2 separate regions of the Homo sapiens genome follow, and region 2 is linked to region 1. Evidence: chromatin contacts called from ENCODE Hi-C or POLR2A ChIA-PET data. All regions are on one chromosome and are shown on one strand. The core of a region is the stretch at or near the end of the contact, and the rest is flanking DNA. Distances in the headings are between cores, read along the strand shown.

Region 1 (7,748 bases), core at 1,509-4,008:
AACTATGGATACAAAATAACTATAAGAACTAAGTAATGAGTTTACCTAGGTCAATATATAAAAATCAATTCTATTTCTATATACCAGCAGTAAACAATTGGAAAACAACATGTAAAAAATACTATATGCAATAGTATCAAAAAATATCAAATAGGAAAATGCTAAGAGAGGTGTACAATTTCTCTACAGTAAAAAACTGTAAAACACTGATGTGAGAAATTAAAGAAACCCAGACAAAAGGGAGAGACATTCAATGTTTATGAGGTAGAAGACTCAATGTTGTTAAGATATTTATTTTCCTCAGATTTATTTGTGAATTTAATACAGTCATCAAAATTTCAGTAGGACTTTTTAGAGAAATTTACAAGCTGAACCTATAACTGATATGAAAATGCCAAAGCAATCTTGAAAAAATTAAAGTTGGAAGATTTATAATACCCAGTTCTAAAACCGAATATGTTAGACTAATCAATGCATTGCAGTATTGACGTGAAGATAGACAAATACATCAAGAGAACAGAATCCAGAAATAGACTCATATGTATAGACTTAATTAATTTTTTAAAACGCTTTATTAGAGTAGTTTTAGGTTCACATCAAGATTAGAATCAACTGATTTTTAACTGAATGTGACAAGGTGATTTCATGAAGAAAAGAAGACTTGTTAACAAGTGGTGCTGGAACAACTGGATGGCCATATAAAAAACAAACAAAAAACTTGACTCCTGTCACACGCCATACAATAAAATAGTTTGAGATAAACATAGAACAAAATATAACCTAGAATAATAAAGTTTCTAGTAGAAAGCATAAAAGAGTAACTTTACAACCTTGGAGTAGGCAAATTTTTTTAGACAGAACACAAAAAGCACGAACTATGAAAAATGATAGCTGGTTTTCATTAAAACAAAAATTTCTGTGTACCAAAAGATACCATTAAGAAAATGAATATGCAAATCAGTACATATATCTGACAAAGGGCATGTATGCATTGTATATAAAGAACTCTTTCAAATCAATAATATGACAATTTAATTTTTTTAATGGGCAAAAGATTGAAGCTGTCATTTCACAAAAAAAGATACATAGAGTAGTCCCTCCCTTTATCCTTGGTTTCACTTTCCAGTTTCAGTTACCTACAGTAAACCACAGTCAGAAAATACTAAATGGAAAATGTCAGAAATAAACAATTTGTGGTTTAAAATCGTCCACTATTCTGAGTAGCGTGATGAAATCTTGAGCCATCCTGCTCTGTTCCACCAGGGAGCTGAATCATCCCTTTGTCCAGCATATCCACAGTCTGTGCTACCCACCCCTTAGTCAGTAGCTGCCTTAGTTATCAGATTTTTAAAAAATAGTACATACAGAGTTCAGTAATATACTTGGTTCCAGGCGGCCACTGGGGTTCTTAGAATGAATCCCCCAGGGATTAGTGGGTACTACAGTATAAGAACAAGGAATAGGCACATGAAAGTGTTTTCCACATCATTAATCATCACTGATATGGAAATTAAAACCACCATGAGATGCCATTTTGCACCTATTAAAATGGCTCAGATGTAAAGATAAGACAATACCAAAAGTTGATGTGGATGTGGAGAAATGGAACTCTCAAACACTGTTGGTAGGAATGCAAATGGTACGGCCACTTAGGAAAATAGTTTGTCAGATTTTTATAAAGTTAACTTCTTCATGTATCCTACAACCAGCAATTCCACCCTCAATATCTCTCAAAAGAAATGAAAACATATGTCCACAAGAAGAACTGTACAAGAATACTCAAAGAAGCTTTTCCATAACAGCCCAAACTGGAAACAACCCAAATGTTCATCAATATGAGGGTGGATGAACATACTCTGGCATATTCATAAATTGAATATTAGTCAAAAAGAAATAGATATGTATTAGTCAATAGATATATATTAGTCAAAAAGAAAAAGAAAAAATTACTGGCCAGGCACAGTGGCTCACGCCTGTAATCCCAGCATTTTGGGAGGCGAAGGCGGGCCGATCACCTGAGGTCGGGAGTTCAAGACCAGCCTGACCAACATGGTGAAACCCCATCTCTACTAAAAATACAAAATTAGCTGGGCGTGGTGGTGCATGCCTGTAATCCCAGCTACTTGGGAGGCTGAGGCAGGAGAATCACTTGAACCCAGGAGGCAGAGGTTGTGGTGAGCCGAGATTGCACCACTGCACTCCAGCCTGGGCAACAAGAGCGAAACTCCATCTCAAAAAAAAAAAAAAAAGGAAAAAGAAAAAAATTACTGATGATGTAACAGTATGAATAAAACTTGAGACTTCCAGTTATGCTAAGTGAAAGAAGCTGCACAAAATGTGTATAATATATAAACCAATTCTATAAAGTCCAAAACTAGGCAAAATTAATCTCTGGTTAAAAAAAGACATAAACAGTGGTTGCCTCTTGTTTTGGTGTAGTCAATTGTCATGATATATTCAACTGTCAAAATAATTGAACTGAATACTTAACACTTTCTGGTAGATTGTATGTAAATTATACCTCAGTTTTTTGAAAAGCAACTACATCGAGTGGATAGCAGCTACACAAATTACCACAGAGGTAAAGTTTGCTCATCTAAGAAACATTTATTAATAACTTACGTGACAAGCACCATACTAATATCTGGGAATACCAAGCTCTATAAGATGTGATCCCAGCACTGAAGAATGCATGGATTCTAAGTGATGGGGAAAGCACAATTTCAAAATGTTGAAACAAGTGCTTTAATGCAGCTATACACTATGACTGTATATGGGAGCACAGAGGAGTGAGCAAGATGTTACAGACCAGGATGATGACCACTTGTCTGACCATAGTGCAGCCACTATGGTGGCTTGGGGTAGAAAGTTGCCTTTTATTTTTGGCCTTTGGGACTTGGGGAGATATCTTAGCAGGTGTAAGGACTCTAAATAACAGTTCCCCAAAACTTTAGGACAAAGTCTTTTTCACAGTGGGAAACTGGAGATATGTTTTCACCAGAATAAGCAGAAAAAGGCCAAACACTTCCTGAGTAATAGATTTAAAGAGCAGCAGGTCTCTCAAGCCAGGGTCCCTATGCCACACTGCAGAGCAGCCCACAAAACACCCTGAGGATGTGGCTTGCTGGCCACACCCCTTAAGTCATGATAGCCCTGCTAAAGAATGTAGGGCCCCAACAAAGAATGTCCTGAAAGCCATTTAAGAGCCTTCCAGGAAAACCACAGCCAGCAATCCACCACTTGCAATGTGTGTGGCGGGGCTCCTGCTTCTCTTTGCCTTCCTTGGCTCCCTGAGCTCCCATCAAATCCCAAGTCATCTCAAAAGGAGGTGCAGGGCCAGTTGCAGTTTACTTGCTGGTGATAGAGAGGACAAGGCACCTGCCTGCAAGTCTCCAAAGACAGCACTGGGGAGCCTCCCTCTGGGTGTCTTCAGGGTCTCCCTGCAAAGCTCCAGCTCCTATAAGATTGCGATTGTGACTCTCAACAGATGAACCCCCAGAGAGAAGTTGTTGTGGGGGAAGCTCCAACAGGTTCATGGCCCCCTCCTCCATCTTCAGAGTCACCATCCGCAAATCTCTTTCTCTCTGTCCCTCTCTTCTGTCATCACGCCTCCTCCTGTCTGACTCTGACTCCTGCATCCTACTTATGAGGACCCTTGGGTTTGCATCGAATCTACTCAGATTATTCAGTGTAATCTCCCCATCTCAAGATCTTCAACTTGATCACATCTGCAGACCCTCTTTTGTCACATATGGCAAGATTCATAGGTTCCAAGCTTTAGGATGCGAACATCTTTGGGGGATCATTACTCAGCCTACCACTAAAACTCTAAGCCTATCTTACCTCGAGACAACAATAATAACCAATGCATCTAGCCATTGAGTGCTGACTATGTGATATAAATACAGATATGGAGATAAATACTGCTATCTGTATATAGAGAGATTTTTTAGAGATATTTATACACTTACATTGATAGGCTATCTTCCCACACATATGTATTTTCTCACCGTAGCCCTGCAAAGTCATTTCATTTTACAAATGAGGAAACGGAAGCCCGAGGAATTTTGAAGGACAAAACACTGTTTATAACGGGTAGTCAACGCGGGTTTGGATGACTCCAGAGCCAATGCTCTTTACCTTGTTGTCTTCCATTTCTGTTCCATGTTTTGGTGGGAAACCCAGAGTATGAATTTTGTGTATATATCTTCAACCTAATTTTTTTTCTCCAAGTTAGGACTGGAAAAGCCCACATCTGTGGCTTGGAAGACAAGGAAGGTGTTATTCCCAGTTGGCCACATCTCTAGAAAACAGAAAATTCTGCATTTCCCCCAGGAAACAAAATTGTTCATTGCTTATCTGTAGTGTATTGTTTCTTTTCTTGCTTTACCTCCCTCATTGTTTTTACTTTTCCTCATCAGCCTCCAACCTCAGTAGAAGATGTATTTCCAAGCAGAACCATTCGCCAATCTAAAATTTTCCCTGGTTTTTGAAATCTATTTCTTCATAGACTCCATCACAAATTTTTCAACCATTCTAGAAGGAAAAGCCGAGAAATACTACAGTAAAGGAAACAAAATTGGAGGCTGAAAAATATATATACATTAAACCGTGGTTAAAAAACTAAATAAAATAATTTTTGTTTCACTATCCTGTGAAACAAAAATTAGTGAAGATTTGTTTTAACTCTATTACCTGGACAGCACCATTCTTAGTTTTCTTCAGCAGAATTTATCTTAAAATATTTTAATGCGTTGATTGAATCAGAATTATTTCTCAAAAACAACACTTAAATGGCAATTGTTGATTCTTGTTTGCAAGAGCTCATTCATCTCCATTATAGTTAATATTGCTGTTAAACCTTTAGTTGAAGACAAGAATGAAATACACTCCTGATTTCCATACGCCTCTCTCACTGCAAAATTGTGTGTTCTGGGAATTCTCGGTCATATTGCATAGATTTTTTTTTAAATTGTTGCCTCCTCAAAAAAATGGCTCAAGCATATTTATTGAAAGTATGACCATGTTAAAATCTGTATCATGAATAAATTATTTCAAATAAAATTGGAGAAATCTAGGGCAGTTGGGGCAGGAAGGTAATGAATCAAGTTTTAGGGCTCCTGCCCTAAGCTGTGGTAAGCACACCAAGGTAAGGCCACCCTGAGGGCCTCCAGGTGCTCAGAGAGAGACCTCCTGCCCCTAGCACCCTGCCTTGCCTCACTGGAACCCTCCCCATCCACCTTCCCTGGCAATGGCATACCATGGCAAGACCCCCCACCCAGAGGTTTATATTGAAAATAGTAGGCAGTGTTCTGGTTGTAATATGAATGATCATAAATTGAGCAATAGGTTCTTCACATTTTTATCTTAAAATACTTAAGTGCTTGAAAAGGATTTAAGTATCACAGCATAAGTCGATAAGTGGGAAGTTTTGAAGATTTTAAAGAACGTATCTGGGTAGTTTTAAGATCACCAGAGGCCGTTAACCCTCATAATTTACTGCCTATGTTTACTTGAATCTTTTCAAATTGGTCTCCCTGCATCCACATTTGCACTCCTCCAACTTGATTTCCACACTATCAGAATTATTGTTTTAAAATGCAAATCTGTTCAGTTCTCTGTCTCACACACATACACACACGTACAGATGCACACACACTGACATGCGGGCACACACTCCTGTTTAAAATCTTTCGATGCCTTTTCATTCTCACATTTGAAGGCTAAAACCCTTAACACAGCTGACCTATGTTCCACAATCTGTGATACATGACCCTGACTGTCTCCTCAACCTAATTTCTCACCATCATCCCCGCTGCTCCCTATGGTCTGATCACAATGTCCTTTTGATTCCCTACAAGTCCTAGGTTTCTCCCGACTGCAGGACCACTGGGTATGCTGAGCCTCTGTCTGGAATGTTCCGCAATCTCTATTCCCTACACACACACACACACACACACACACACACACACACAAGCACTATTCATCTAATTACCTCCTCCTCCTGATCTTCCTCCCCAGATCTCAGTTCAAGTCCACACTTCCTCAGAGAATGTTTCCATGACCCCCTAAACTGCGGCAGGCCCCTTGACACGTTCTCGCATAACCCAGTGATCCATGGTGTCTGGCACACAGTAGGTATTCCAGAAGTATTGATAGCATGAGTAAATTAGCAAACAGATGTTTTATTAATACAGATTTATCACTAGCAGAAGTCAAAGGGGGCCATGGTTTTAGCCAAGTGAGTGAGCTGGGGAGGGGCTGAAAAGCAAAGGTTTCCCTGAGGTAACTAAACAAGAATATTAGAGGAATTCAAAAGTGGATTTGGGCGTGCATATGAGAAAGGGGTTATCTGAGGTAAAAGCCACTCTGTGAACTGCGAATGACCCAGAAAAATATTAAAAGCATAGGAAGGGAGAAGTTGCTTGTTGCTGTCAGCTTGAAAGTTTTGCTTAGAAAATGCAAAGTAATCAAGGGAAGAGAAGGGGAGGCAGAAGCCACTGACATATGATAAGTTTATGTGTGTGTTTCAATTCTTGTTCTGAAAGGTTTTAAAGAACTTTACAAAGATACATTCCATATAGTAAAATAAAACCTATTCCAAATTAGTAATAAACAAGAGGAAAACAATGTGTACGCATGAGATTAGCAAGGAGTCTCTGCAGTTAAGGTATAAAGCCTTTAGCCAATCTTTAATTTGGCAAATTCTTTGCAAAATATTTCATTGACTTCTGAAAAAATTATCTACAAATTTTATGAAAATCAGTATTAATACATACCATTTATGTAAAAATTGCATGTTTCTGTGCTTGTACATATTCTAAAAGTATGGAACTGGGCTGGGCACCCTGGCTCATGCCTGTTAGCACTTTGGGAGACTGAGGCAGGACCATCACCTGAGCCCCAGAGTTTGAGACCAGCCTAAGCAACATAATAAGACCCCCTCTGCAAAAAATAATTTAAAAAAGTAATTGGGTGTGGTGGTGCAGCCTGTAATCCTAGCTACTCAGGAGGCTGAGGTAGGAGGATTGCTTGAGTCCAGGAGGTCAAAACTGCAGTGAGCTGTGATTACGCCACTGCACTCTAGCCTGAGCAAAAGAGCAAGACACTATCTCTTCAACAACAACAAGAAAAAGTATAGAACTGATCTGGAAGAATATGCAAATATACATCAGTGCAACTGTGGTTACCTCTGAGAAGGGAGGGGGATGGGGACAGTTGAGATGTAGAAAAGGTTTTATTTCTTGCCTTATATATGTGAGCTTTATATAATTAGCTTAATTCATGTGTAACTTTGTAATTTAAAAGTTAACAATAAAAACAAAGCCTCTACAAAGATACCAACAATATTCACAGATATTGACAGATCTTAGATATTGACAGATATTTTATTAGCATATGTATCTAGTCATTTTCTGAGATCACATAGTAACAACAACAACATCCACTTGAAGTGTTCAAAATGTTTACACCTACTATGGTATAGCAGCCCCTCAGTAACCCTCCCAAGCAGGCAGGGCCGGGTGAGGCAGATCCCACTTTACCATCCCTACTTGAAAAAGGAAGGAACAGAGGCAGGAGCAGCTGGGTGACCAGCCCTGGCCTGGAGCTAATGAACAGCAGAGTCTGCAAAAGGAGTTCAGGCCTTCTGATTCTTTCCCCTGCATACTCTGTTCTTTTTTGTCCTTTGTTCACAACGTGGCTGGGAAGTCTTAGCATTTTGAAACTGAAAGAAGGAAAAATCTTTT
Region 2 (7,748 bases), core at 3,673-6,172, 57 kb before region 1:
GGCCAAGGCAGTCTCATTCTGTCCACACCCCTCCCAGCCTCCTCTTGCTCCCCACTCTTGTCTCCCACGTGCCGGCTGCCCATCCTCCCTCCTGCTACCAGCATCTACCCCTGGCTAAGCGTTGCTAGGAACTCAGCCTTGACAGCCCCTGGGGTTGGAGGTTGATTCCTATTCTAAGCTCCCTCAGAATGCAACAAAGAACCTGTGTTCAAGCTGGGGTGGAAGTCGAGGATTCTTGATTTCCAAGTCCCAAGATCTAGAATTTCTTATTTCTTAAAAAAATCCTTGAAAAAAAGGCCTCCTTTCTTCAGTGATTCTAAGATACTTTATGATGGCATGGTCTCAAAGCAATACTGAGAAAAAAGCCAAGTCACCTGGGCCACTGCCTGCATCATTTCACACACTTCTAGAACATGGTTTTCCCACCAGTGTCTCATGTGTTTGCAGGTGTCATCTCCACCCCAAGCTGGGGGTGTAGGGTCAGGCAGAAGCAGTACAGGCAGAGGGGAATGAAGCAGAAGGTCCAGAGTCTGTATCATCATACAGGGGTGAGCTAGGCCAGTACTTCCCACCTGTGTCCCTCCAGCAGTGGGATGCCAATCTCTACTCTAAGTGCAGATCGTTCTGAGTCACATAAGCCTGGGAAGGACTGCCCACTATATCCCCAGCTCCTACGCTGGTTCTCACTACCATGAGTTTAGAAAGTGCTAGACTAGTTGATCTCCAAGATCTTTCCTAATGCTTGAAATTCTAGGAGGCAATGAATAGAGAATATGAATGCAAAAAAAAATCTATAAGGCATTTGCCTAAGGCAGGGGTTTTCTACCCTGGCTGTGTATAATAATCACCTGGGGAGATATATAAAAAATAAAAGCCCATAGGCCTATGTTCTCAGCCTGAGGATTAGGATTCATCAGGTCTGGGGTGGACCCCAGCCTCTGCATTTCTAGCAACCCTCCAGTCAGTTTTGATGAACAGCAGGCGTCAGAGCTGAGAAGTTGGGGCTGGGGTTATAACCAGACACTTTCCCAGGCAGTGAGATGAGGGAAGAGCTGACGCAGGATTCTAACATGCCCACTTCTGTTCATGGAGTTTGGCCCACGGGTGATTGTGCCTAGCACATCTTTAGAAGATACTTCCCCAGAAGTCGACAATTAAAGATGCAGTGAAACAGAATTTGTTTTGTTTTATTTTAAACCTCAGACTGACACTTAAACCACATCCCAAGGGCAAACATCTTACAGCTTAATGGATAGGTAGCCACCAGCCTTAGCCATTGCTTGGAATCAGATGGAAAGCAGTGCTGGCTGCCCACCCTAGGAGCACTGGGGACCTGAGAGGAGAAGGGCCCCTGTAAGTGGTGGCCTTCTCAGTGTCCTCTGGCTGCAAGCAGAGCTGACCCAGCCTTCTGTTCAGAAGGTCTCAGCTTCAGGACAGAGAGGCTGGCCTGGGTGGTGGGGTAGGACAGAGAGAGCAGGAGTTCAGGAAGTGGATCAGACCAGCTGCCCAGGCCAACGAGGTTTGTTCTCATAAACCAGGCTGAGTTCCTGGGTGGGGAGGACACTGTGGCCCCTGTTTCATGGGTCCTCACATGCACACACACTGGAGAGCAGTTCAGCAGCCTGACTGCTGGGCAAGTGCTGCCTGTTGCCTGGGGTTGTCTGCTCCTGCTCAGGAGGATGAGCCAAAAGAGATGAATCTTACAGATGACTGGAGTTTAGGGTGAAGTGCAAGCCCAGAAAATAGGTCTCATTCCTGCTACTCCCTCTCGTATATTCTACAATTCAGACAAACTGCATGAGTCATTGCTGTTTAGAAAAATCCTCTGCTTCTCCTCTTTTGTGCATTTGCTCCTGTTTTTCCTTCCCTACCCCATCTGCTGGACTCCTACACATACTCCCAAGCCTACGTCAAATGTCTCCTCTGCTCAGCTCCCCATAGGGTGCAGTGATATCTCTCCCCTTGGGAACTGCCAGAGTATACTGCATGTATCTATCATCTGGCATCTCTCTTACACAGCTGTGTTTCTTATCCCCTTCTATTGCAAGCACTCGGAAGGCAGAGACTGGGTCTTTGTCTCCCTTTGGCCCCAGCCTGTTTCCATATTGTGCTTTTTATGTATTATAGCAGGCACCCATGAATGTCTACGGAATGGAAGTTAATTCTGGGCTGACAGTAATTGTAAAGCATCACAGCCCTTGCTAGCTGTCATGGGGAGGCAATCCTGGGCACTGTCTCCATCACTGCTGTCACCATGTAGCATGATGAGTCCTTTCTCATGCTGCTAATAAAGACATACCTGAGACTAGGTAATTTATAAAGGAAAGAGGTTTAACAGACTTACAGTTCCACGTGGCTGGGGAGGCCTCACAATCATGGTGGAAGGTGAAGGAGGAGCAAAGGCACATCTTACAAGACAGCAGGCAACAGAGCATGTGGAGGGAACTGCCCCTTATAAAACCATCAGATCTCATGAGACTTATTCACTTTCACGAGAATAGCATGGGAAAAGCCCGCCCCCATGATTCAATTACTTGCTACCAGGTCAATTCAAGATGATATTTGGGTGGGGACACAGCCAAACCATATCACATGGCATCAGCAGATGGCTAGACTTCCTGAGCAGAGCCAGGGACTTGCCTGGAAGGTCCAGACCCCTCTGAGTTCCAGCTTCCTTGTGGAGTTGAAAGACACTCCAGTGTGTGTTACACTTGGTATCCTACTCAAGAAATAGTGAAAAAAGGACATTTACACCACTGGGAATAAAACTTGGGTGTAAACATGGTTCACACTTTACAGCTGATGGGTCAATTATCTGATTAATATGATTGATCATTTATCATAATGTAACACATTATGTCACATACCTTTTTTTTTTTTTTTTTTTTTGAGATGAAGTCTCGCTCTTGTCACCCAGGCTGGAGTGCAATGGCATGATCTTGGCTCACTGCAACCTCCACCTCCCGGGTTCAAGTGATTCTCCTGCCTTAGCCTCCCGAGTAGCTGGGATTACAGGCCTCTGCCACGACGCCCGGCTTGTTTTTGTATTTTTAGTAGAGATGGGGTTTCTCCATGTTGGCCAGGAGGGTTTCAAACTCCTGACCTCAGGTGATCTGCCCATCTCGGCCTCCCAAAGTGCTGGGATTACAGATGTGAGCCACCGCACCTGGCCTCACATACCTTTCTTAAGCAGAGTTTTTAATGTTTATAAATCTTACCTCCTTAAGAACAATTAAGTTTCCTGAGAACAAAATCGGTCACTACAGTGGTAGAAAGGATATGGGTTTTGGAGTCAGACAGAGCTAGATTTGAAGCTCGGTTTTATCATTTCATGGCCAGGTGCTGCCATGATTATTTTTTATGTGTCTACTTGCCTGGGTCACATGGTGCCCAAATATTTTGTCAAACATTATACTGGATGTTTATGTGAGGATATTTTTGGATGATATTTAACATTTGAATCAGTAGACTGAGGAAAGCAGATTGCCCACCATATGTAGGTGGACCCCATCCAATCAGATGAAGGTCCAAATAGAGCAAAAAGGCTGACCCTCCTCTAAACATGATAGAAACTATTCTGCCTGATGACCTTTGAACTAGAAGGAAAAATTAGTTGTTTGCTGCCTTTGGACTTGAAGTGTACCTGTACCTCAAGCCTGCCCGCCTTCATACTGTAACTACACCATTGGCTCTCCTGGGTCTCCAGCTTGTCAACTCACCCTACAAATCTTGGGCTTTGCCAGCCTCCATAATTGTGTGAGCCAATTCCTTCTAATCTCTCTCTCTCCCAGTAGTTCCTTTTCTCTGGAGAACACTGACTAATATAGGCACTTCTGTATTAAGAGCATTCTGAACAGCATTATGTTGCTAGGGCCCTGCAATGGGAGGCACCTTCTCACTTTCATCACCTGGAACCTGCTCATCCGCATGACACAGAGGAGGTATATGTGACATTTGTTCACCTGCTGACCCCTTTGTCACAGTGTCCCCTTTTCCGTGGGTACTTCTGTCCACATCCTCTCCTAGAGTGTTTGCCTCAGAAGTGCTTGAGAGGATTAGCATCCAGCAAAAAGTAGGCTCTGCAATTAAGGCTCAAATTAAGAAAAACAAATGAGTTTACACTGGCCTTGGGTATTTCCAGTAGCTGGAAAATCCCACTGTTGGAAACCTACTGAAGTCATCTCAATACAGTATTTTATAGATCCTGCAGCAGCAGGAGATGAATTAACCCGAGAAGACCATAGTGGCGGGGCAGAAAGAAAGCCTGTCAATGACCAGATCTTTTAAAAACAAAATGGCTGTTTCTGTTTTGGTGTATGTGTGGTTGTCTTTATTTTGGATGCTAAGGCGCGTTTCTTTCCCCCCCCACCCCGCCGAGAGTTTCAAGAAAAGAGAGCCCCATCTTCAATTCACTATCCAGGCAAACAACAGTGAGCATGGCTCCTCTTCCAAGATCCCACTCCAAAAAGTGACACCAGGTTTTTGACACAGACAGCCTGTGGGCACACTGTAAAGAAGTGGACTTTGTTTTGACAGGGGCCTGTGGAAGCGGACTTTTAGTGCTCAATCCCTTAAACACATAGTGTTATGAATATGGCTTTGACGATTGTTAGCAAAAGTGGATTTGTCACACAGCCATGAAACCAGCAGCTGTGTCTTTGCCACAGAGTTTGACCCCATCCTGCATATAGACAGGCATCGTGTGTAATTACTCAGCATTTGCCACACAACACAATAAACTCGGGGTCTGCCCACTGGGGACATTTATGTGTCACAGTGGACTGGATTAGGACCGAAAAAGAATAGTTGTGGTGTACGCTCCATCCCAACTGCTCATTCCCTCTCCTTGACCTACCCTTTGTGGGAAGCCAGGAATGCTAAATATTTCTTGTAGCTCTGCCCAGTCCTCTACTTTATTTACACTCCCCCCAACTCCCCAGCCTTAGCCCTGTCTCCTCCTGTGGCAAGCTCAGGCTTTCTTCCCTGAGCTGTTGAACAACTACATTTTTTGTCTGAGATGATACATCAAAGGTATTTCAAATAAAGAAAGACAAAAACATAAAATGATGTCTGCTGGACAGCCAGCCGTGCTCTGGCAAGGATAATATGCAATCTTACTTAATGGACTTCCTGATATTGACAAACTGTACCAAAGTTTCTAGGCCAGAGATAAAACAACTTTTTTCAAAAAGTGAAATAAGATAGAGGCAGTTGAAGGAACAGGAGGTGGAAGATTGATGGGGAACATTTTTAAAGAACCCACGGGCCACTCTGTATGTTTGTTTCCTGAAGGGCAAAATTAAGCCCTTAGAGCAGATCTTTCATTTTTTGGTTTCTTTTCTAATTCTAGAATCTCCTCTAACCACAATGGGCAAGACAAGTGGGAATGTGACTTCCCCTAGAGTTATTGCTACACATTTGTGAGGACATTTTCTTCAACAAGTTTGTTTTTCCCCAAAATACATTTCCAGGCAGTATAACCCTAGAGGTGGAGCCTCAGGGAAGCTACACATGCTTCAAGTGTGCAGTAATTGCAAATTGCTAAACAGAAAAATACAGGTATGGCCATGTGTCCAAGTCTTTGTGGGGCATGCTCCACTCATGCCTGTTGACCTGGCATGATTATTAATAGTTCTCTCTTTCAAAAATGTCCAGTTTGGATAATAAATTCTATGAACACCCTGACTTTCACCAAATGTACCATTTCTGAGGTCCATTTCAAACATGGTGTACAAATAACTGGTTCTACAGCCGGTCTGGTGGTCAGCCTGGCCCTGCTGAGGGGAGGGATGACATCTGAATGCACAGCCAGGTGGCACGGTGGTCTCAGAGGCTACAGTGCTGCTAGCCCCTTGGGGTAGGTCCTGAGCTTGGCACCCCGCTGCTGACTGCATGTTGCAAATGAGATTTTTGTTTTAAAGCCCTAGACTTGAAAAATCAGACACTTGGCTTTTGAACAGAAGGCAAAGCAGATATCTGGGTCTCTTCTTCCCCACCTCAAGTCCTCATTGTCATGGAGACTCCTTAACATCTGTGAGTGGATATGACCCCACCAGCTGAGGCAGGCTTCTCTTAGCCCCATTTTCCCTCCATGATGGGTGGAACATCCTTAGGTAGAAAGAAAAACACCCAACATACTTTTATTAGCAAGTGTCAAAAATGTATCAGAGAGTTTTCTCTGATGTCCATGCTTATCCAATCAAGCTATTTGCAATTCCATGTGAGTGTGGGGTTGGAGGTAGGAGGTAGATTTTGGAGACTGGGGAAGAGGAGCAGAGAAGGGGTTGATTTGTGGTGTATCCTCAAGGCATGCACTAAATATTTGACCAATGAGTATGTGAATAATTGCATCTGTGGAGGAGATTTTTGTCCAGTCAATAAATTTTAGCATATTAGAGTTTTGCTTATCTTTAACAAAAATTCATAGTAACATATGCACTCATTTCCAGACATTTTTTCCTAAAAATACTACATTTGGGTGTGTTTCATTTTACTCCTTAGGCAAAGCTGATTTATAATTCTGACAGTGCACCTACAAAATGAATATGAAAAATGCCCTGTTTGATTTGTGTTTTTTATTTTAACTGGGATTAATTTTAAATGAGTTGAGAAGAGACCTGTGATGTTGCAAAATGCCTCTTTAACTTCCAAGTTAACCATGATATTGATGGACACAAGATAGATGCAAGGTCTATAATTAAAACTTGTCTGCCAAGTCCCACTCTGTTGAATTTGGGGCGATGTTGCATGGAAGCGATGGTTTTGGTTAAACTCTAGGTCTAAAAGAAAAATAAAATAATAACTTAATTGTCAAACCTATCCACATCTATTTGCATATGCCATATGATTTCTAAATAGGGTAAGACACAGGAGCATTGAGGAAATAAAAAACCTGTTGGTTTTTAATGCGGGTGTATCTTTCTTCCCTGTTTTGTGCCTGGGCTAATGGGCCGATGGTTAAACAGTGGAATATTTAGAATTGGAGAACTTATCAATGGACTTAAAAAATATCTCTGAATCTTGTAATCTACTTTGAAGAGATCCTCTGAACAGAGGGCATGAGCTAATTCAAACAAGGAATGACCTCAATGAGAAGAACTGAAATAAAACTCAAATAGTGAATATACACACTCACATGCTGGTGAGCTAAACAAACTGAAACTCAAGTTTTAGGCAGTTTACAATCAGAGTATATTTGTTTGATAAACAGTGTTTGGACAGAAGCTTTTCATATCTTTTTTGCTAGATACTTCATCATCTATTATCTCCTCTTTTCAAAGAATGCCTCCATGCCATTGCTGTGGAATTCAAGACACAGCTCTGTTTACAGAGTGAGCTGGTGCTGACGGCCTGCCTCCCGTCAACTCCTCCCCTTCCTTTCACTAATTAACATTCTTGACATTTGACTTGACAGTCGTATTTTAGAGGGTTCAGACACAATTCTTGTAAACAAAAATAATATTCTTGCTGTGAATTCTTACTCTTTTAGAAGAAAGAAACTGGTGCTGGTGCTGTTTCCAAACTAAAACAAATGCAGTTGATTTTGTCAGTTACGAGTTTTCTAAGATTTTTGTTGTTTTCTTTCTATTTGCTTCAGAATGCACCAGAGAACTTCTCTGTCATGAACTTGGTCTGCTCTTTTAAAAGATAGCTCTTTTATAAAACAATCAGAATGTATTAGAGGTTTTTAAAAATGTGTTATAGAGTGTTTTGATACACGGTGTGGCGTGGATGTCATTTAGTCCTGG

The links. A loop is a pair of places that touch in the nucleus more often than their neighbours do. ChIA-PET counts read pairs that join two places held with the same protein, here RNA polymerase II (POLR2A). Pooled maps may share reads with other maps.
Region 2: a map of PC-9 shows a loop between it and region 1 (6-fold over the local background). The contact joins two enhancer-like sites. A Hi-C loop is called at or near these places in 6 of 168 maps with a recorded cell type or tissue (IMR-90, MCF 10A, PC-9 and 3 more) and 2 of 50 pooled maps. POLR2A ChIA-PET finds 5 or more read pairs at or near these places in 5 of 52 experiments (AG04449, AG04450, BJ and 2 more).

What each region holds. Positions count from the first base shown.
Region 1 is chr2:37,707,006-37,714,753 of GRCh38, reverse strand. No RefSeq gene overlaps it. Among named protein-coding and RNA genes, the nearest start is that of CDC42EP3, 39 kb to the right of the region's middle. Within about 2 kb of position 2,758, at least 3 of the 41 ENCODE cell types and tissues checked have a DNase peak (open chromatin) inside an H3K27ac peak, as active enhancers do; they include PC-9, where a contact is called at or near this core.
Region 2 is chr2:37,765,810-37,773,557 of GRCh38, reverse strand. All of the region lies in intron 2 of LOC107985869 (a long non-coding RNA gene), which reads right to left. Among named protein-coding and RNA genes, the nearest start is that of CDC42EP3, 98 kb to the right of the region's middle. Within about 2 kb of position 4,922, at least 10 of the 41 ENCODE cell types and tissues checked have a DNase peak (open chromatin) inside an H3K27ac peak, as active enhancers do; they include PC-9, where a contact is called at or near this core.